Linked DNA regions of Mus musculus: regions 1, 3 and 4 are each linked to region 2. Evidence: chromatin loops called from intact Hi-C (ENCODE). Cell type or tissue: gastrocnemius. All regions are shown on one strand.

Region 1 (5,000 bases), 57 kb after region 2:
GCCAGTGGCGAGGCGGAGGGAGGGACTGGACCTGAGCTTGGGGGAGGGTGCAGGAGGGTACAGAGGGGACCCTGGGGTGGGGGCAGCAGCTCCGCCATCTTGTGGAAGAGAGGCCAAGTGACAGCGGGAGCTCATTCGAGGTGGGGGCTCCTGGCGGCGCGCGGGGCCCCAGAGGGAAAGGGGCGTGGGGACAGTTACTGAAGAGCGGAGGAACCCGGGTGGAGAGACGCCTGTGGACGCTGGCAGGGGCCTTCCCGGTGTCAGGGTTACGGGTAAGGCCTGGGAGAGGAGGTGCACTCAGGAGTGGGGAATAGTGGAGATAGGATAATGGCAAGACAGACACTGGGGGCAGGGGGAAACTGGGCAGGGCTGGAAACTGATGGCTGTAACGGCGAAAGTGGGAAAACCATGGCTGGGAGGCAAGTATTTTTGTAGGATGGGCTGAGAAGATAGCCTTTGCCTAAGGGCTAAGGGTGGAATCCCAGTTAGCTCTACTAATGTTGGCAAACTCTGGAAGAGGCCTCATTTAAGAAGATAAGGACTCAGACCTAGGGCTATGGTGACAGTTCCTGGGAGAGAAAGACAGTGTTGATTGTGAGCTAGAATTACAAATATCAGAAAGGAGATACGTGCTCTGTTTTGAAGGAGAGGGTCAAAATTATTTGTGGTAAGGACAAAGCGATGAAAGAAATGTAGTTACAGGTGAGTGGGGACAAGGTTAATAACCAATAAGAGAAATCAAAACAAAACTTGGGCCTTCAGTGGTGAGGTAGTAAAAAGTGGGGGAAGCCAGGTGCTGTATTGCTTTCTGTGAGAAGAAAGTCCTTGGAGAAATGAGATGTGAGGAAATTTCAGAGGAAGGATGTAGGGAGTAGAGAAAGTGAGATAAGTCGGGATTGGTGGTTGCCCGTGAGTTTTAGGTTGTAGTACAGAGTGAGTATTGCATTTTTAGGGTCTGTGTCAACCCCTTAGGCCCTGTTTCTGTAACTTTGTATGGTGGTTCTCCTTTGCTGTGCTTGTCTTTGGCAACCTTGACCAGTCTGATATTTGATGCTTTTAATCTGATGCTTTCTTGTATAGCCTAGGTGTAAACCAGCCTCTAGTTACATCTAAAGAAGGATGGATGCATAGATTTTTTTTTTAAGCTTAACAGGTGGTCTTAGGGATAATGCATTATTTTCAATCAAGTCTTGTGGTTTTTTGTTTATTTGTTTGTTTGTTTTTGTTTTTTTTCAGAAGTAATTGTAACCCATCTTTCAAATAGCATTCCTTGGTTGAATAGTTTTTTTGTGCCTTTGCCTAAAATGCCATAACAAATTTGATAAACATAGATACTAACTTAGTTGAAATTAGGTTTTAAATTGTCCCATTCATATTTATAGAAGCTGGTCAAATTTAACTTTTTATTTTGGGGACTGGAGAGGCTGCTCAGCAGTTAAGACCATTGCTGCTCTTCTAGAGGATGAAGGCTTGATTCCCAGCACCCACATGGCTACTCACAGTGGTTTAACTCCAGTCCACCCTCTTCTGGACTCCCCCCCCACCCCCCCACCATGTACACAGGTGAACAGGTGATGCACAGACATACATGCAGACAAAACATCCATACACGTAAAATAAATAAATAAATAAATAAATAAATAAATAAAGTGTATTAAAAAGATAAAATTTTAGCTGGGCTGTGGTGGCTTGGGAACAACACTTGGGAAGCAGAGGCAAGACTGATTTCTGAGTTCAAGGCCAGCCTTGTCTAGAGTACCAGCTCCAGGTAGTATGAGCTCTGGGACAGCAGAACTACATAGAGAACTTCTGTCTCTAAAAGCCAAACAACAAAAACATTACTTTGTATCCGTACCTTCAGAAACACAAGTTTGTCATTCACAAAATTCTATTGAGCCAAAAGACATTTCTTGAATTTCTGTCCTGTGTTGACCTTCTAAAATATTGAGACCCCAGGTCTGGAATTGTGGCTTGTACCTTATTCTCCAGTACTTAAGAAGTGGAGTCAGGCTGGGGAAGGTGGCCTACATCTGGACTGGTAGGTGGATCTCAGTTTGAGTCTAGCTTGGTCTACATAGTGAGTTCTAGGATAGCTAAAGGCACATAGTAAGAACCTGTCTGAAAAACACAAAAAAGAAAAGGAAGAGGAGGAGAGGAGGAGGAAGAGAACAAGCAGGAGGATGGTGAGGAAGAGGCAGGAGTATTGGCCAGGTGAAAGCCAGCTTGGGCTACATACGGAATTATACCCTGTGTCAACAGACCATAAACAAACAAAAAAACCAAACAAGCTAGCTAGGTGTGGTGGTGAATGTCTGTAATCCTAGCACTGGGCGGAAGGGTCAGGAGTTAAGTCTGCCAGGGCTACTTGAGACCCTGTTTACAAACAAGCAAATGAGCAGAGACCTTGAAATCTTGGGGGAGAGGATGGGAGTAAGTCAGTACTGCTTTTATGCCCTCAGCCAGCTTCCAGTTGTAAGTCAGAAAAGTGCTCAGTTTTGTTTTCCGGTTTCGAGGGTTGGCTCTGAAGAGGAACCTGCCATTTAATTAGATTTATGGAATAATGAGACTTAGCAATCATAAAGAGACATTGTGAGATCACCCCGTACTGCTGCCTGTGATCCTTAGCCTAGGAACGTTCTGAACTCCCTCAGCTCTGCTTTGTGAGTTAGGTGTTGACAGTGCCCGACTCTGAGGTGGCTAAGTACTAGTTTGTAGTTTTGAGGGCACCACACATGAATGAAAGTTGAGTCAGTCACAGGGAGAAGCTAAGTTTTCCTTTACATTTGGCTACTTTCTCTTTTGGCCTTGCCTGCCGTTGTGGCTGCTTTTTGAGAAAAGGCCACAACTGGGAGAGTGGCCAAGAAGGACACCTCAGTAAGAGAGGTCGAGACGGAGGGTTCCAATTCTCTTTCGGCTCAGCCACACCCTTATTATGAATCTGAGTAAGTCACAGCTTCCCCTCGGGTACCATGTACCCCACTATATGGTGTCTTTCCGTTCAGAGTCAAATTTAAGGTAGAGAAGGTATTTTATTTGAGCTTGCATCAAGCAATTAATGCACTACTCTGTACTCACAGTGGAAGGTTATCCTTTAGTCAAACTGAAAATTTTAGTTGCTAATAACAAGCTTGATAATTTTTTAAACTTTTTTTTCTTTCTTGACACAGGGTTTCTCTGTGTAGCCCTGGTTATCCTAGGACTCTCTATGTAGACCAGGCTGGCCTCTGTCTCCTAAGCACTGGGATTAAAGTTGTATGCCGCCACATCCAGCTTCGGTTTAAAGAATATGATGTAAAATTTATTGAGAAAGCCATCATGCAATGGAATGCTTCATGAGTTTAATTAATATCACATGAACATTGTACTTATTTTTAAACAATGGATTGTTCTTAATGTTACTACAAATTTCAAGTAGACCATTCACATGGTTTTGCCCTCTGATACTTGGGAAGGGTAGTGCAAGCTGAATCTTTAACTTCTGAAAGCAGATTAGTGAGAAGAAAGCAGTAGTTTGCACAAACCATTCTGCACCGCTGATCTCTCTCATCCAGCATTAGCAGGTACGGAGGGACCGTTTCTTAGTCCACAAGAGTGAGAACCTCAGAAAAGATACGGGCTGGAAGATGGCCTCAGCAGCCAAACGAAATTGATGGGGAGGAGCTAGGCCTCCTCAGCACAATGTACTAAGGAAGAAAAGGTGTGCTTGGTCTAAGAAACAGGAGAAATGCCGGGCGGTGGAGGCGCACACCTTTAATCCCAGCACTCGGGAGGCAGAGGCAGGCGGATTTCTGAGTTCGAGGCCAGCCTGGGCTACACAGAGAAACCCTGTCTCGAAAAAAAAAAAAAACAAAAAAAAAAAAAGAAAGAAACAGGAGAAATGTATTCCTTCCCAGCCAGTCTCAAGATCAAGCAGGAAAATAATTTTAAGATTTAAAAAAATATATTTTATGTATATGTATGTTTTGTATGCATGCGCATCTATCTGCATACCAGAAGAGGTCATCCGATTCCATGAGGCTACAGTTACAGATGGTTGTGAGCCACCATGTGGGTACTGGGAATTGAACTCAGGACCTCTGAAAGAGTAGCCAGTGCTCCTAACTGTTGAGCCATCTCCCTGGCCCCAAGATGTGTTGTTTGTTTTGCTCCTTTATTTTTATTTTCTTTTTCAAGACGGGTTTTCTCTGTACTCTTGGATGTTCTGGAACTCACTCTGTAGACCAGGCCGGCCCCAAACGTATCCAGCTGCCTCTGCCTCCCAAGTGCTGGGATTAAGGGCATATATACCACTACATCCTGGCTAAGACACTTTTTTTTTTAAATAGCTAGTAAGCAAAATAGCATGACAAGGTGAACATTGCTGAATATAACAACACATAACTGTATTCCTAACATGTAGGAGGCAGAGATGGGAGCATCCTCGGGTTGAGGCTAAGCTTAGTTCAGATAAGGTTGAGAGCCTGCTTTTTATTGTATGAACATTTAAATATGGTGCTTTGTTGTACTCCAATGAGGATTCCAGGAAATAAGAGGCAGAAACTGCCCAATGCTCTTGTGCTGGATTTGAAATTCAAGATAAGAAAAAAAATGAGACCATCTCTAATGTCATCGTGTTTGAGTCCAGTCAAGGTTAATCTAAAATCAGGGCTGGTGGGCATGGGGAGAACGTGTACCTGCTGGATGGGAAGAATAGCATTAATGCACAGGAAGGAAGAATTCCTGGACGCCGTCCTCTGTAATCTGCTGCCTTAAATGCTCTTTTAGTTGGGTGTGCAGGCTGCATGTATGAATGGGACCAGCTGACTTTGTGAGTGATATTGCAGAACGCTTGGGTTCACATCTTTGTCTGATGTGAACGTCTCAAAAAACTAATAGGATCTCCTTCGCTAGGTGCTTCTAAGCTGAGTAGAAACGATACTGAGCGAATTAATACAATTTAGTAACTTTTTTTTATTTTGTGTGTTTCTGAGGTCCGCTCCAGATGCCTTCCTCAGGAGCCA
Region 2 (5,000 bases):
AAAGCCCAGGAGTGATGGGAAGAAACTCCAATTAACAAGGCAGCTGTCAGTCAATCTCAATGGCAGGAAATCTGTGTGCTATTATGATCTGTACTTGGGCAAGGAATATTGGCTAGGAAGTGAGATTCTGTGTTTCCTTTCTCCAGTTTTCTTAGTAAGTTGCCTGCCTGAGAGCATTAACATCCCTTCCGCTGTTAGAGCAGAGGAGGAATCCGGGCACCCCTGGTGGTAGAGCTGTGGTTAGCAGGGGCAACACCTTTTTAGACTTGTTAGAGGAACTGGGTACAGAGTATGAAGCAGGTGGAAGGAGCCAGCATGTGAGTGTTGGGGCGGGGGTAGTGAGAGTAATGGAGACACCCCACCGTCCTCTTGACTTGCCAAGATGAAACCGAACAAGCCAGTAGGGAGACTTGGAGCGGAAAATCGCCTTGGATGATATTCCCCAGAGAGAAAGGACTAGAAGCCCAGAGTCATGGGCAGCCAGAAGCCAGCAGTCAGGGGAAGAGAGGTGAAGAGAGAAGCTATCCCTTTCCACGGATGTGCCTTGGCCCCTGACCAAGCGAAGAGGGGCAGATTTTCTGTCTTGTCCCAAGCCCCTGCATCTGCCACCTTGTTTACTTCATGTCTATTTATAGTCACAGGCTCTAAGCCTGGTATGGGACTCTGCGATTTATATGACTATAAACTTCCAAAGGGCACTGAGAACTGGCAGGGCAAAGATAGGGACAGAGGCAGGCCTCCCACGGTCAACGCATCTACCCTCCCACCTACTCTGACCTTAAATGCTACCAAAGGACAAGAGGTTCTAAGACCAGACTCAGAACACCAAGCCAGGGGCAGGAAGCCACATCACTGGTTTGACCCTTCTTCCCCTGAGTCCTGGATGTGGGGTGAGGTACAGATGTTTTAGTCTGATCTCCTTCACACACTTGGGAGCGTGTAGCGAACTTCTGTGTGGTAGCGTGGTTTCATCAGACAATGACTGAGTCTGAGCGACTCTAGACTTCAGAAGAGGAAGTGGAAGTGAAGACCTGCAGCCCAGGCTCTGCCTGCCCTATCCACTGACCAACAGGAAGAAAGATGAACCATTCTCATGGCCTCCTTCTCAGGGTGCCCTTGGAGGCCTGAGCCAGCCCACCCCTCACTCAGATCAGAGATGGTTAAGGCCTGACTATAGGATTCTGAGAGGAGCTCCTTGCCCTGTCTTTCCCCCCTAGGAGGCCCCCTGTTCAGACTCTCTACTTAATAAGTCTCCCTCTTTATGCTTGCCCACTCTCTTGCTCCTCAAGTGTTTTTAAGACTTTGAACGAGTGTCTAGACTGAGTTCTCCCTGCCCAATCCATACCAACCTCCCACGGTGCACTCCACCTTCCAACCCCCACCCTCCACTAGTCCCTACTCCAGGATCTGTCATATGAGCATTAAGGCTGGGTATATCTAAGTTCTCTGTCTGTCTCGTCTGTGTGTGTGATGTGACAAAAAAAAAAATAAATAAAATGTTATTTCTGGATATGTCTGTGAGGGTGTTCCCAGGAGAATGTTCACTTTTGGTCATTCGGCTTCTAGAAGGAAGATCTGCCATCACTCAGGTGAGGGGCAGCATCCAATCCACTGAACAAAGAGCAGAAGACCAAGCTCTGCTTGTCCTCCTGCCCTAGGAGGTGGCATTGCTGGTTCAGCCTCCCACCAGGACTCCCACCTGTCGTTCTCAGGACTAAGACTATGCTCTACTGTGACAGCTCCTAGCGACAGATCTTGGTACTTCTCAGCTTCCATGATCTGTGAGCCAATCCTTCACAGCAATAAATCAATGCCTCTCTCCTTCCCTTTCTTTCCTTCTGCCCTCTCATCTCAATCATGTCTGCTTCTCTGGCGATCCTTAATCCAGTGTCTGAACTCCAGGAGCTGGGTGGGGCAGGTATGAGGAAGAGAAAGCAAGCTGCATCCGGCTGGAAGGAGGGCAGAACTCCCTTCCTGCCCTCTCCAGGGGGAGGCAGCAGAGGACCATGGGAACTGCCCCATCCAGCTATAAGCACAAGGTTCCTTCAGGTCCTCTATCCACTGTGGAGTCCATATGGAGGCACTCGCCACTCGCGTGGTCTGAAGTTTTCACACTTGCAGCCCATTTCTCTGGTGCAAAGATACCTTGGGAAAGCTAGCCTGTTTTCAACTTAGTCTCCTGCCCCTTCTGTTCATTCTTTTTTTTTTTTTTTTAAAGATTTATTTATTTATTATGTGCAAGTACATTGTAGCAATCTTCAGGCACTCCAGAAGAGGGTGTCAGATCTCATTACAGATGGTTGTGAGCCACCATGTGGTTGCTGGGATTTGAACTCAGGACCTTTGGAAGAGCAGTCAGTGCTCTTAACCACTAAGCCATATCCCCAACCCCTTCCATTCATTCTTGAGCAGTGATTTCTTACATAAATAAGCAAACCAAGCCAAAACACTTTTTTTTTTTTTTTTTTTTTTTTTTTTTTTTTTTTTTGGAGACAGGGTCTCTCTGTATAGCTCTGGCTGTCCTGGAACTCACTTTGTAGACTAGGCTGGCCTCGAACTCAGAAATCCGCCTGCCTCTGCCCAGTGCTGGGATTAAAGGCATGCGCCACCACGCAAAACACACTTTTGTCTGCAGCTCCTGCCGCTCTTTATACCTCTCAGCTCTCATCACTGTGGGCCGAATGTGACATCAGCCTGCATAGAGCCAGTCTGGCTGGTTTAGTTTCTCTGTGTTCCCTGGGTCATCACTACGATGACTACTTTTAGGTAGAACATACCCAATCTTCCCTGGTGTCTCTTCTTCTCCACTCCTATCCAAACACTTGGCAGACTCACTTTCTTGGGTACAGGGACTGGGTCTGGCCCTGGAGATGACGAGGAAGACAGTCCTGTGTCAGCCAGCATTGGGCAGTGATGATTTGGAGGATCTAAATGCCTCAGCCTAGAAATCACACCCTCCCCCGGGCATGGGACTCTGGTCCCTCAGTCTGATAGGAAATTGGCCTTGGGAAGATCAAAGACAGGTGGAGGAGGAAGGTTAGGAGAGAAGAGGACAAGGGCATTTCAGCTGTTGACATAGTTTAGGAGCTAAAAGGCTTGGAAGTTAGACCTTGGGGCAGAGATCATCTCCGGTTCAAGGCTGGAGTGGGGTTGGGACAGGTGGCCTTGCTTGGAGGCCAAGAGGGACATAAGAATGATCAAGTTTTAGAGAGCCAAGGAGGAACTTTGAACTCTGAACTGGGCAGAGTGGCCAGGACTGGGGGTCTGACCTTGGCTTAGTAGAGTTGAAACCTCAGCAGACCAGAATCCTGTGCCAGCCAGTGACCAGCATGACCACAGCTGGAAAGGCAGCTGGGGAGTTGGGAGTGGACCGACCTTATCTCTCCCCACTGAGTCATCTGTCGTTTGTTCAAGATTCCAAGATGGAAGGTAGGCAGACATTTCCCCAATCATCTAACCTAGCACAATTTCACAGCTAGAGAAAGGGAAATGTGGAGAAGGCCCTTAGTCCCTGCCGCTGCCACCACCTCATCTGCCAGCCAGCCTCGTTCTCAGACCCAGCCTGACCTCATCCCATAGCGCTCCCAGCTGATCTGCCTGCCTGCCTGCCCCAAAAGTTTGTCAGAGATTGGATCTCACTGTGCATTTTGCTCTATGCCCAGTCCTGCCAGGGCTTTATGATAGGCTGGGAACACCCCTCCTTTTTCCTTCCCCAGACTGGGGCTTCTGTGGGGTGGGTTGGGGCTCCGTTGCTTTCCATTACAATGCCTTTTCACTGTGCCTCTCTGCCAGTCTGTCTTTCTCCTTCAACCACTGTCCCCTCTCTTCTTACCCCCTCCTGGAACTGCTGAGATGGATCTCTGAAGCTTCACGTTTCTGGGGTAATTGAGTTGTGCTCCTTGATCATGCTGGGGAGGAGGCAGTGGCTGCCCATTGGTCTGGCCCTCCCCCATCTCGCTTAACCCCGCCCACCATGATCCGGCAGCGAGCGGGGAGTGACAGGGTGCTTCCTCTTCCCCAGCCCAGCTGCTTTCTCCAGCTCCCCGACTCCCCCTTTCCCCCCCTTCCTGCTCCATCTCCTGCACAAATCACATGGTGACAGCGCCATCCAACCTTTGGGGAAGGGTTTGTAAATGTGTCTTCCTTAGCTCTGATCTCCAAATTGTTCCTTTTATTGCATTTGTCACGGTGAAGATTAAAGTCCCTGGGTGGCCTGCACTACAAATCACAGAGTCGGCTCTGGGAGCAGCTGCAGGTTGGGAACGATGGAGGGGTCTGAGCCCTGGTCCAGGGTATACTTGTGTGTACACACTCACACACTCCCCGTGTGCAGTGTGAACGCGTACCTAAAAACAGAAAGCTGGGGGCCCTGAATTGCCATTCTGAGCCATTTGTCCCCTCTGTAGCAAATGGTGACTTCTTCCTCCGGGCTGTCTTCCAGGATCCCTCTACCCATACTAGAGGTTGGGAGGATAACTCAGTAGTAGAGTTCTTGACTGGTGTGTTGTTGGAGGTCCTGGGCTCAGTTCCTAGTGCTGCAAGAAAAGGGAGTCAAGGTGAGCCTCTCCTGTTCTCTAATGGATGTTGCTGTCCACGTTGGTCAGGCGTGAGGGAAAGCTATGCTCACAGCAGAGGTATTTTGCTCTCTTAATGGGTCAAGGACGGCCCAACAGCCAAACTCCCTGTGCCTGAGCCCCATAGGCACAGCTGGCCCGTCCTTGTCCACAGCTCCCACATCCTTTTCTTTCTCATCCGGGACACAACTGGATGCAGGAGAGACACAACCAAGGAGCCCAGAGGACAAAGCTCCCTTGTACATGCACAAAACAAAACAAAACAAAACAAAAACGGTCCCTTTCCTACCCTTATGAGGTGGGCTTCCTGTCTGTCCCTCATGTACATTCATAACATTCAAATTTATGCCGTAATCTCCGCCGCTCCATATGTATGAGCCTTTGATGGGTGTTTGGGTTTATGGGATGCACCCAGCCCTCCGCTCC
Region 3 (5,000 bases), 120 kb after region 2:
AACATTTTTACCAATATTAGTTAGCACTTCGGAATTTCAGGTAAATTACGTGCTTGCCCAGGCCACAGCTCGCAGCTGGTGTTCCTGATGAGAGCGGCCACTCTCTATTTTGTGGACGGTTGCTTACATGGTTTTAGGCTGAGTGAAGATTGAACCTGGCTTCTACTTCACAACTCTCCCTTTCATATAATTCTCAACTACTGCAATTACAGTGCAGCATGAGTACAGGAGTCCCACTGTTTGAAAATAGCCGTGTTGACCAAACTCCAGGACACCTGCCTTTGTGTTCTCTAATCACGCCATCTGAGGCCTTCCACACACCTACCCCATCTGCCTTTGCCTGGGGATGTCCACCTTTCTCAGTAACTCTATCGTTAATTGTGTTCAGGTTGAGACAGGATTAAGGTTTTTCCAGATCTGTTCTCCTTTCTCTCTCAGGCAAGCCACACATTTGTGCCCAGAATATGCAGCAGCAGAGATGTGCTGCCACAGCTATTCTGTGCTGCTCTGATTATCTGTGTCTTTGTCTTCTGCAAGACTGAATTCTTTGAAGGTTGAACTATGTTTTTTCTTCATTTATTCTCCCATTGTCAAAAGTAATATTTCATACTTCTGGTGAATCAGTGAATGAACAGACTTAGATAATTTGAAGAAAACTATCCAATAACAATCCAGGGTCAGGAGAGGAGGCATAGTATTGTGGTGGCCCCTCCTATACAGCATACAGATGCTCTGCATTCAGAAAGAAACCATGACAGTTAACAGTCATTCCAGACATCACACATTTGCACAGAGAAAAGAAAAACATGCCGAGTCTGATTTATGGGAAGTCCTCAGATTTCATACATTTGGCTTTCTTACAACTCACTGTGCTGGTCCCCTCTGAGTTGGATTCTGTATACTGAATTTGGACTCTTGTTCATGAACAAATGCACATTTTAGGCTATTAAAGACCGCCATTGCCAGCCAACTGACTGAACATTCAGTTTCAATGGTGTCTACGTCTTTATCTGCGGTGCAGCGTGTATTTGGATGAGCATTTGACTGTTGATTGCAGCGTACCCTTACTTTGTAAAAGAACGGAGCAAAGTTGAAGTGCTGAGTACAATGAACATCAGGCTAGAGAAAGGTTGAAAGCCAACATATTGATGAATCTTTGGACTTAAGACTAAAGTCCAATTTTAAAGCATATGTGCGAAATGTTAGAAATATATTTTTGAAGATGTTTTTATAGCGAGGGGCAGAGGAGATGGCTCGGAGGGCAAGATTGCTTGCTATGTAAGCATGAGGAGATGTGGCTTCAAATCAGCATCCACTAAGTAGCCTCATGTAATCCAAGCAGTGTGGAGGGGCGGAGGCAGGGGAATGGCTGAAGCTTCCTGGCAACCAGAGTCACTCCAGGTCTGTGACAGTTAAGAATGCTGACACTCCCACCCACCCCGCACCCTGTGTGTGTGTGTGTGTGTGTGTGTGTGTGTGTGTGTGTGTAGGTGAAACACAAAATTATAAAAAAATATAGTGAAATTGTTTTAAAGTATTGGGTACATTGAAATCTAATGTTACTTTCATCTTTTATGTGTACTTCAAGTGTTAAAAGTAAAAATGACCCAAGTTCGGCTACATTTTTGCCTTATCTTGAAAATAACCTGTATTGGAGAAGTGACATCTTCCGCTGATTGCCTTTCCAGCTACTTGCTTGGTTGTTGAACTATTTTATTTCAGGTTTGTTAAAAACACAATCCTCAGTTGCTGAGTGTTTTGACATGTCCAAGTGTAGCTAATGTGCACTTATGGGATAATGTATGACTTTATCTGGTGTTTAGAATATGCCAAAATCATCATCTTGTGAGACAAATCAGATTTCCTTGAAACATTTTTATTCTTCATGATGGATGTGAAAAGTAAAAATCTTCTCAAAGTATTTATTCCTTTGTTTAGATATATTCAATAGTAATGGATTTGCTTTCCCTCAAGTGTTTTTACTTGGTCAGAACCTTGTGAAGGGGATGATAGTGCAGATGATAGTGCAGATGCCAGGGATGCAAACCATAGGAATGGACCTGGTGGGAAGAGGGTGGCGGCGGCCTTTGGAGGTGCCCTACCTAAGTGACAGATCCTCTCTGTGGGCACTTAGACTAATCTGTGTCCTCTGAGAGAGGCATGTTGTTTCTTTATGTTCGAAGATTCCCAGTTATTTCCGTTCTTTGTGCATACAGAGGCCATGGTTGTATGTGTGTTCTTTCTGTGCTGGTCAGGAATTGTTGGGTGGGTCTGTGGCTGCCAAGGCTATGCACTCCTCTTCCACTGTGGTCCTTTGTTAATGTTTTTGCCTCCATCCTGTGGAGATAAAGAGTCTCCGTGTTAGGCAGGCGGTGGTAGGCAGGCATTATTCAGGAAACTCTTTCTTTGTCATTTATTTATGCCAGGGTGTTTTAAGAAAGCTTTGAGCTGGAGAAATGGCTCAGCAGTTAAGAGCACTGACTGCTCTTCTGAAGGGCCTGAGTTCAAATCCCAGAAACCACATGGTGGCTCACAACCACCATGATCTGACGCCCTCTTCTGGTGGGTCTGAAGACAGCTACAGTGTACTTACATAAAATAATAAATAAATCTTTAAAAAAAAAAAAAGAATGCTTTATTTAAAATTAACAAGCAAGCATGTGAGCAACCCAAGAGCGTGCACTCCTGACTGGCTTCAGAGGACCCTATGCACTGTAGCACATTTCCATTAGGAGCTGGTGCATGTGAGTTTGTTTTTCTTCTGAGCTTTTCTGCATCCTTACACACAGTTCTCTGGAGACCAGGGATGTTATGTTTTGAGATAGTTATTTAGAAAGCAGGAGAAGGGTTTTGCAGTTTATCTTCTTTTGCTGGGTGATCTGTCACCTGGCCTTAAGGTCTTTAGGTGTACAGTGAAGAGCTACTGCCTGTGTCTTCGTATGAGTTAAGCTGGAGTTCTGTGACCTGTAAAATTTGCATGACGAAGGCAGCTGTTCCTTTTCATACGTGAACTTTAAAGTCAGCTTGGTTTTTATGTGTTGGTCCATATAGTCAGGACTAAGTGAAAGCACGAGGCGTTAGCAGTCCCCTTAGATTTTCACGCTACACATAAACCTACTCGCCACTTCAAGCTAGAAAATGTAAAGGTTCATCCATAAGAGCCAAAAGCTTTATATTTGAATGAAAGCCCCTCATTAGCTTAATTTAAATGAAGCTGCTGTAGTTTAACAGCAATGTAATTTCTATCTTTTGCACAAGTCACTACTTTGTATGACTTTCTTTACTGATAGTAAACCATAAGGGACATTTCTAGTTTAATATTAATGTATTTCCCCTCGATTTTTTTAAGTAGCAGGTTGTTAATTTTTTAAGCATATCAACTGTAGCATAGTACAGTCCTTTGAGGGAAATTAGTAAAATGAGGATAAGATGGATACAGGAATCCAACAGCTTGAAAATCACTGTTTGACCAAAATCTCTTTTGTATTCCCTGCTCTGGTTCTATTTCAGTAGTCCTGGAAATGTGCCTGTGTGCTATTTGCAGCGAGATTATAAAACTGAATCATGATTTTGGTGATGGAAGCCAGAGCATGTGCTTCCAGCACCCCAGCTGGCAGGAAGCTCTCCGTAGGTTTATGAATGTAGTTAGATGGCCCCCAACTGTTTACAAGACAGCAGAGGTGAGATCTTTGATTGACAAGTCAGAAATGCATTAGATCATTCTCTCTGCCATTCTCTGGTTCATGCTGTTAAAAATGTCAGCCTCCAAGTTTGAATGGCAGCCTGAGGGCCTTAGAAGCTTTTTGTTTTCTGAGATGGAAACACAAATTGGATGTGTGCCTGAGCGCTTCATCCTGGGCTGTAATTTCATCTTTTAGCTAAGAACCACAAGGTACACGGGCAAAGCACCCTGTAAACAATAATACTGGGGAAAAAAATAAACAAGGTCGTGTTTCTGGCACGTTGATCCGATGGTGTCCTGACCTCCATCACGTTGAACATCTCCACTCTGATTGCTGTTCCCTTTGGCATTACAATGAGAGAGAGAGACTGACACAGAGGCGAAGATTTAAAGTTGCAGTGCCGTTGCACATTCCTTGTATTGGTCATGAAATATTGAACTGTCAGAATGTGACACTTAGTTTTTTAAGCAACCTTTCTTGTTTGAGGTGTTCACAGTTCATTCCTTTCTCCCCTATTTGTCCGCTTTCATTCATAGGGTTGGAAGTAGTGGCCTTAAGCACATAAAAAGGGACAATGTTAAAGAGAAGTGGCGCCAGCAAAGCCAAATGAACCTAACACTGAAACAGAAACAAGCTGTGAGGGTAAAGTCGAGTCAGTACGTGGGTCTCAGGGCTTATGGAGAACCCCAACATGAGGAAGAGTCACGTTAGGCCTCTCATCTGTGTCTGCAGCAGGAAGTCAGGAAAGCGGTTATGGACAGGTATGAGTGGACAGTGGCGTTGTCTGCTCCTTGCTGCTGACCACAGTGACACTCTTCCCCACTGCCGACCATGGCATGATGTTGCTGTGCAAATACAAGTTCACCCACTGTGTGTGTGTTTGTTTATTGGTTAGATTTTTAAAATTTTGAATTCCATATGTGTAGGGCGTGTATGTGGAGGTGAGGACAGCTTGCCACAGGTTCCTCTCCTCTCTTTGTGGGGTTAAAGTCGGGCTTTTCCTGCTGAGCTGTCTCACCAGCCCCAAACCTACATTGCTTTTTTTTAAATGTATTTTTATTTTATGTGTATTGGTGTCTTGCCTGCATTTATGTTTGTATTAGAGTATGGGTTTACAGACAGTTGTGAGCTGCCATGTGGGTGTTGGGAATCGAATGCAGGTCCTCTGGAAAAGCAAATATACTCTTAATTGTTTGATCATCTCTCCAGCCCAACCTCCACTATTTTGATATTACTCAAATGGTGAATTTATCAAAGACTGAAATTTTAGTAAGAAAAATACTTTAATATGCAAAATTTGTATTTTATAGTAACACT
Region 4 (5,000 bases), 230 kb after region 2:
CACGCGGCCGCCCGCGGCGGAGGAACAAAGCAGCGCGCTCAGCGGGCGCAGGGGGCGCACGGGGCGTCCCGCCTGCCAGGACACGCAGCTGTGCACACACATGGCCTGCACACGCGCCAGCCGCCTGTGTCCTTGCACGGTGCACCTGCGGCTCTTGTCCAGGCACAACCCCAACCTCGCAGGGCCAGGCACACACACGTCCTTTACTGCCTCATGGATCTGGGTACATAGCTATCAGCATAAACTCAAGCTTAGAGCCACACGTACCCACGCCCCTCGGATTCGTGCACATTCCTGCAGAGACGGTTTACAAGCTAGGAGTGGTGGTGCGCACCTCTATTACTAGCACTAAAGAAACTGAGGCAGGAGGGTGGAGAGTTCCAGGCAACCTATGCTTTAGCCAGACCCAATTGAAACAAACAAGCAAAACAGGAAAGAGTCTGGGATGTCATTTAGTTGGTCTAGTATGTGCTTTCCTGGCAAGCCTGAAGCCCTGGGTTTGAACTCTAAAACTGCATAAACTAGGATGCTGGCACAGGTCTGTAATCCTTGCACTTGGGAAGTAAAGGAGCAAGGTCAGAGGTTCAAGGTCACCCTCAGCTACTTATCAAGTTCAAAGTCAGCCAGAGATACAGAAGAGACCCCATCTTAAAAGGGGGATGGAAGAGAACACACTTAGATTGCAGTGTGCGTGTGTTCCTTGTATGACTGCACACACACGGTACCGACATCTGGACGCGTACAGCAGAGATGTGTGTGCCTGTACACAGGCCTGGCAGGCTGCTCAGTATACAGGAGTCCAAACCTGAACACACAGGCAGAAGATGTCCGCAGCCGCATCAACAAATATTAACTGAGCCCCCGCCATGCAGGTGTCAGCTGGCACTGGCAGAGCTCTGATGATGAATAGGGCACCATCCCGTCATCTAAAACGCTAGGCTTGCTGGAGGGGCCAGACAAATGGCTATGAGTGAACGTGAGAGTGATTTGTGCTTTGACCCAATGCGTCGTTTATTATGTGGAAAATCAAGAGCCTTCCTGGAGGAGACGGCCGAAGGAGGGAATTTTCTAGAGGAATTGAGTTCCAAGCAAGAGATATAGCAGCAGAGGCATGTAGGGAGAAGCAGGGTTAGGGGGTGGGGCTTGGAGTCCAGGTGAGTGGTACCAGCGACAAGAGGAAGGTTTTCCCAGGTTCTGTAGCAGGGGGCTCAGGAGGACTGAGAGAGAGTACAGCATCATGTCACTGGATGGAAGGCAAGCAGGGCTCACTTCACGGACACCCTGTGCAATCCCAAGAAGCTCGAGCCTGCTATGTTAGTTCTGCTATCTCCATCACGAAACTCCTTATAACTTTTAAACAGGGTATCCTATGTTTTGATGGACCTTGAATATTAAGCAGCTAAACCTGGAGCTGGGACCCCTGAGGTTTTCAGGATGAGGTGGCACAGAGGTTTGGAGAGCAGTAAGTGGTGCCTGTGGCTTAGAAAAGGGAAAAGGCTGGAGGTGGAATAAGGGATGGGTGGACATTTAGGACCACTGCCTCCTGTGTCGATGCCTTTGCCACTCCCTTTACATAGCTGTCCTTCGGACTCCTCGGTGTGGCCCCTGCTCCTCCAGCACAGGGCATCCATCCATGTGCTCTTGGTCCACTGAATGAATCTGTAAATGCCTTGATAGATGTTCCCACAGGAGTCCACCTGTGACACAGAGACTGTCTGGCACCCTCAGGCACGAGGCCACTCCCACTGCCCTGCACGTCCAAGGCAGTTCTGTGGGTTTAACAGGTTTAATCTAGATGCAGAATGTTCTTGTCTCTGTGTCTTTGGGTATCTTCTTTGGAGTCAGAGCTGACAACAGTTAAGGGGGAGCCAGCAGGGGAAGGACCAGGACCCTGGGGTGGAGGAGTGGGGAGATTATGGTTTAAAGCATTGAGTCAGATGGCAGGCCTCAGAATCTCCCTCTGCTGCGTCCTCAGTGAGAGCCCTTCAAGGTGTCCCCACACAGGCAGGAGACAGAAAAGCCCACATTGGCACCTAGGCTCTGCCTTTGCCTGCTGTTTGAGAGGCAGGAACTCGAGGCAGGTCTGGATTGTTTACATCCACCCAGGGCTCTAAAATAAAGTGGGAGCTGGGCATCTCAAACAGGGTCGAAGAAGTTGGCAGATTTAAGAAAAGGAGGCACTGGTCCATTCCCCAGATAATGCAGACATGAGTTCAGATGCCCAGCCACCCCAGTTCTCATGCAAACAGGAAACCCCCACCCCCACCCCCACCCCCACTCCCACCCCGGGCAAAGTGTCTGGAAAACAGAAGCAAACACTGACATCCTGGGAGCTGGTGAGGAAAGGAGCGAGAGGACATAGAGAACTGGCCGAAGAAAAGAGACAGGGAGAAGTGGGGCCAGCTGACTACCGCACAGCCTTCCTCCCAAGGCTCCTTCTGGCGTGCCTGGAGCAATTTCAAATGCCTTTACTTTCTCAGAAACTGACTTCCTCCTAGGACCCACACAAGTGGCCCTCCCCTTGGGGTTTCTGCAGTGTGTTCAGGTCTCACCCCACCCCCATTTCAGCTGGCTTAACCACCAGACCTGTCAAGGTCTTGGCCTTGGGGAGCCTCCCACCCTTGCAAGGAGGCTTCAGTAATGACACCAAGTGGAGGATGGGAAGGGGGCAGAAGGGATGGGCCTCGGCTCTCTCTCACTTCACTTTTTCTGTAGCGTTATTGACCCGTCATTAGTTATCCGTCCAAGGTCGCCAGGTCTGGCCCAGCCATAAATCACCGCCGCTGGGGGGGGGGGGGGGGCGGGGGCGGGGGGGGGGGAGAAGTTGGGGGACTAGAGGAGCGAAGGAGTCAGTGCTGAACGCGGCCCGGAAGGGTAGCAGCAGACGTCCCTCAGGCTCATAGGGACCCGCCCCAGCCCTTGTGACCGTCCTTCTCGGCTCCCTCCCAACCCCGGGCTGCCCAGCGTGCCTGTCCCTCGGCCACTCTCTCCTGTCTCCGTCCATCTCTTTCACCGCTGAAGTGTGTTTAGATGGCTGCGCCAAGAAAAGGGTAACCAGATTGTCCTCGGTCATCTCCCTCATAGCTCTTCCAGGTTATAGCTTCCATCAACAAGAACAGAAATCCTGAAGGGGAAACTGAGGCACGGAGTCCTGACCCGAGATGAGTCTGAGAAGAAGTCTCACCCGATTCTCTCCTCGGTCACTTCAGTCCCTCCCTACTCCAGACGGATGCTGCAAGGGTCTCTCCGCCCTCAGAAGGGAGTGGATCTGCGTCTGCACCGGGCGGGACCTGCACTCGAGGAGCCGGACCCTTTCCCTAGCGCCCGGGTCCTAGAGGAGCGTGGCTTGGCCCTCCTCTCAAGAGCTCGCCCGGCTTAGCAGCGGACCTCTTCGCCGGTCCTCGCGCACCCTCTGCCGGCGCCTCTCAGGAAACGCGCTCGCTGTCCCCGCCCTGGATATTCCCGTCCCGTAGGACAGACGGAGGGCAGCCGGGAGCTCTGCATGCCCCTGCTTTTGGAACACTCCTTGCACCAAGATTCCAGAAAATTCCTTTGTCTATTCAAAACTGGAGGAGCGAGGACAAGAGAGCTGAACTTGAGGCAGGCCAGGCTCGGAGCATATGGGTCAGTCATCCATCACCTGCCACCTCCCTAGAGACCTTGGCAGGCCAGGTAGGTCTCTTCTGGTAAGGAGGGCCAGGGGGGTCCTGAGACACCAGAGCCTTGATTCTCTAAAGCAGTGGAGTAGGGCTTCAAGTCTTTAACCTATGGGGTGGGAAGCTGGGGTGTTCCCATAGGGAGGAGGGACAGTCCCAGGGTTCAAGGTTCTCTTTCTGGAACGGCCTTCTGAGAGTCCCCATTATACTGCTTGAGAGCACACAGCTCAGGGTTGATTCCTTCCCAACTTGGTGTTTGACTGGCCAGCAGGGAGGGTGGGCTGACCAAATTCAGATTCCCTGATCAAACTGAACTAAAAGTATTCCAAACAATGTCAAGAAGGTCAAAGGGATGAGACAGGATCCATCAGAGGCCCCGAGGAGCTGGGAGTTAGGAGAAGACGTGTCAGTGTCGCAGGGCAGGACTCCGAGGGCCCTGTCTAGGTGGAGCAGGCATATATTGGTTTGTCCGTGTGTGTGCTCCACTCTGGCAGGCCTCAGGAGGTGGCATTGCCTTTACTCCTTCTTTCATGATGGTGTACACAACTGGCCATTCTCTCTCAGAGCAGGAAACTCACGAATCAAAGCCCAGGTTTGAGCCAGACTGGTGGGGTAGCCTGTAAGACTCCACCTTCAGGAGGCTGTGTTGAATTCTCATTTCACAGGCAGCTGGGGCTACCATAGTGAAACCCAGTCTCAAAGCCAAACTGAACCCTGGTTTCAGGGCAGTCAGCGTCAACTCTCTCTGCAGATTTGAGGGACGAGAGGAAAGGAGGGGAGACAAAAGGCTCAGTGAGATCTGTGCGGAGCGGAACAAGGGAATCAGCTGGGCGGAATCACGGAGACCTGAGTGACATTCATCTCTGACACATGTTGCATGACTTGGGACAATAAAAAGAACCTCTCTGGGACATGTGTGTCTGTCTGTGTACAGGCATGTACGAGCACAGATGCCTGCAGTGGCAGCGGCTTTGGATCCCTGGGAACCAGGGTTTTAGGCAGTCGTGTGCTGCCTGGTGTGGGCACTGGGAATTGAACTCAGGGACCGGGACCTGATAGAGCAATACATGCTCTTGACCCCTGAACCATCTTTCTAGCCCAGGACTCAGGCTTTCCATCTGTAAAATGGAGCTGGGCGGTGGTGGTGCCCTTAATCCCAGCACTTGGGAGGCAGAGGCAGGCGGATTTCTGAGTTCAAGGCCAGCCTGGTCTACAAAGTGAGCAGAGGCTACACAGAGAAACCCTGTCTCAAAAAAACAAAAACAAAACAAAATCTAGCTGGAGACTGCATATCCACATGTAGGGCTGAGCTAAGTAGGGCTTGGTAAAACTGCTGAAATAAAC

Evidence for each region. Peaks named below come from ENCODE experiments on the same cell type or tissue, not always from the same donor. Only the 100,000 strongest peaks of a DNase experiment are listed, where the experiment ranks them.
Region 1: it touches region 2 in a loop (4-fold over the local background); 11 of 42 quality-filtered maps call a loop at or near these places.
Region 3: it touches region 2 in a loop (3-fold over the local background); 26 of 42 quality-filtered maps call a loop at or near these places.
Region 4: a loop joins it to region 2, with 5 times the contacts of the local background. A loop is called at or near these places in 24 of 42 quality-filtered maps.

What each region holds. Positions count from the first base shown.
Region 1 is chr19:45,364,003-45,369,002 of GRCm38, forward strand. All of the region lies in intron 1 of Btrc (beta-transducin repeat containing protein), which reads left to right. Among named protein-coding and RNA genes, the nearest start is that of Btrc, 2.8 kb to the left of the region's middle. In gastrocnemius, a CTCF peak has its summit at 169; no DNase peak of the experiment used is centred here; H3K4me3 peaks cover 1,268 bases; H3K27ac peaks cover 2,120 bases.
Region 2 is chr19:45,307,140-45,312,139 of GRCm38, forward strand. No RefSeq gene overlaps it. Among named protein-coding and RNA genes, the nearest start is that of Gm29595, 6.3 kb to the left of the region's middle. In gastrocnemius, CTCF peaks have their summits at 228 and 1,984; DNase peaks (open chromatin) are centred at 415 and 3,974; H3K4me3 peaks cover 2,200 bases; H3K27ac peaks cover 4,587 bases.
Region 3 is chr19:45,428,870-45,433,869 of GRCm38, forward strand. All of the region lies in intron 2 of Btrc (beta-transducin repeat containing protein), which reads left to right. Among named protein-coding and RNA genes, the nearest start is that of Btrc, 68 kb to the left of the region's middle. In gastrocnemius, a CTCF peak has its summit at 2,558 (motif pointing left); no DNase peak of the experiment used is centred here; H3K27ac peaks cover 1,965 bases.
Region 4 is chr19:45,541,780-45,546,779 of GRCm38, forward strand. It overlaps Gm41856 (a long non-coding RNA gene), which reads right to left and starts at 3,254. Exons shown (of 2, transcript XR_001782646.2): 1 at 3,185-3,254; 2 at 987-1,891. It overlaps Gm19639 (a long non-coding RNA gene), which reads left to right and starts at 1,882. Exons shown (of 2, transcript XR_386758.2): 1 at 1,882-3,672; 2 at 4,322-4,567. In gastrocnemius, no CTCF peak of the experiment used is centred here; DNase peaks (open chromatin) are centred at 21, 2,572, 2,931 and 3,408; H3K4me3 peaks cover 1,563 bases; H3K27ac peaks cover 679 bases.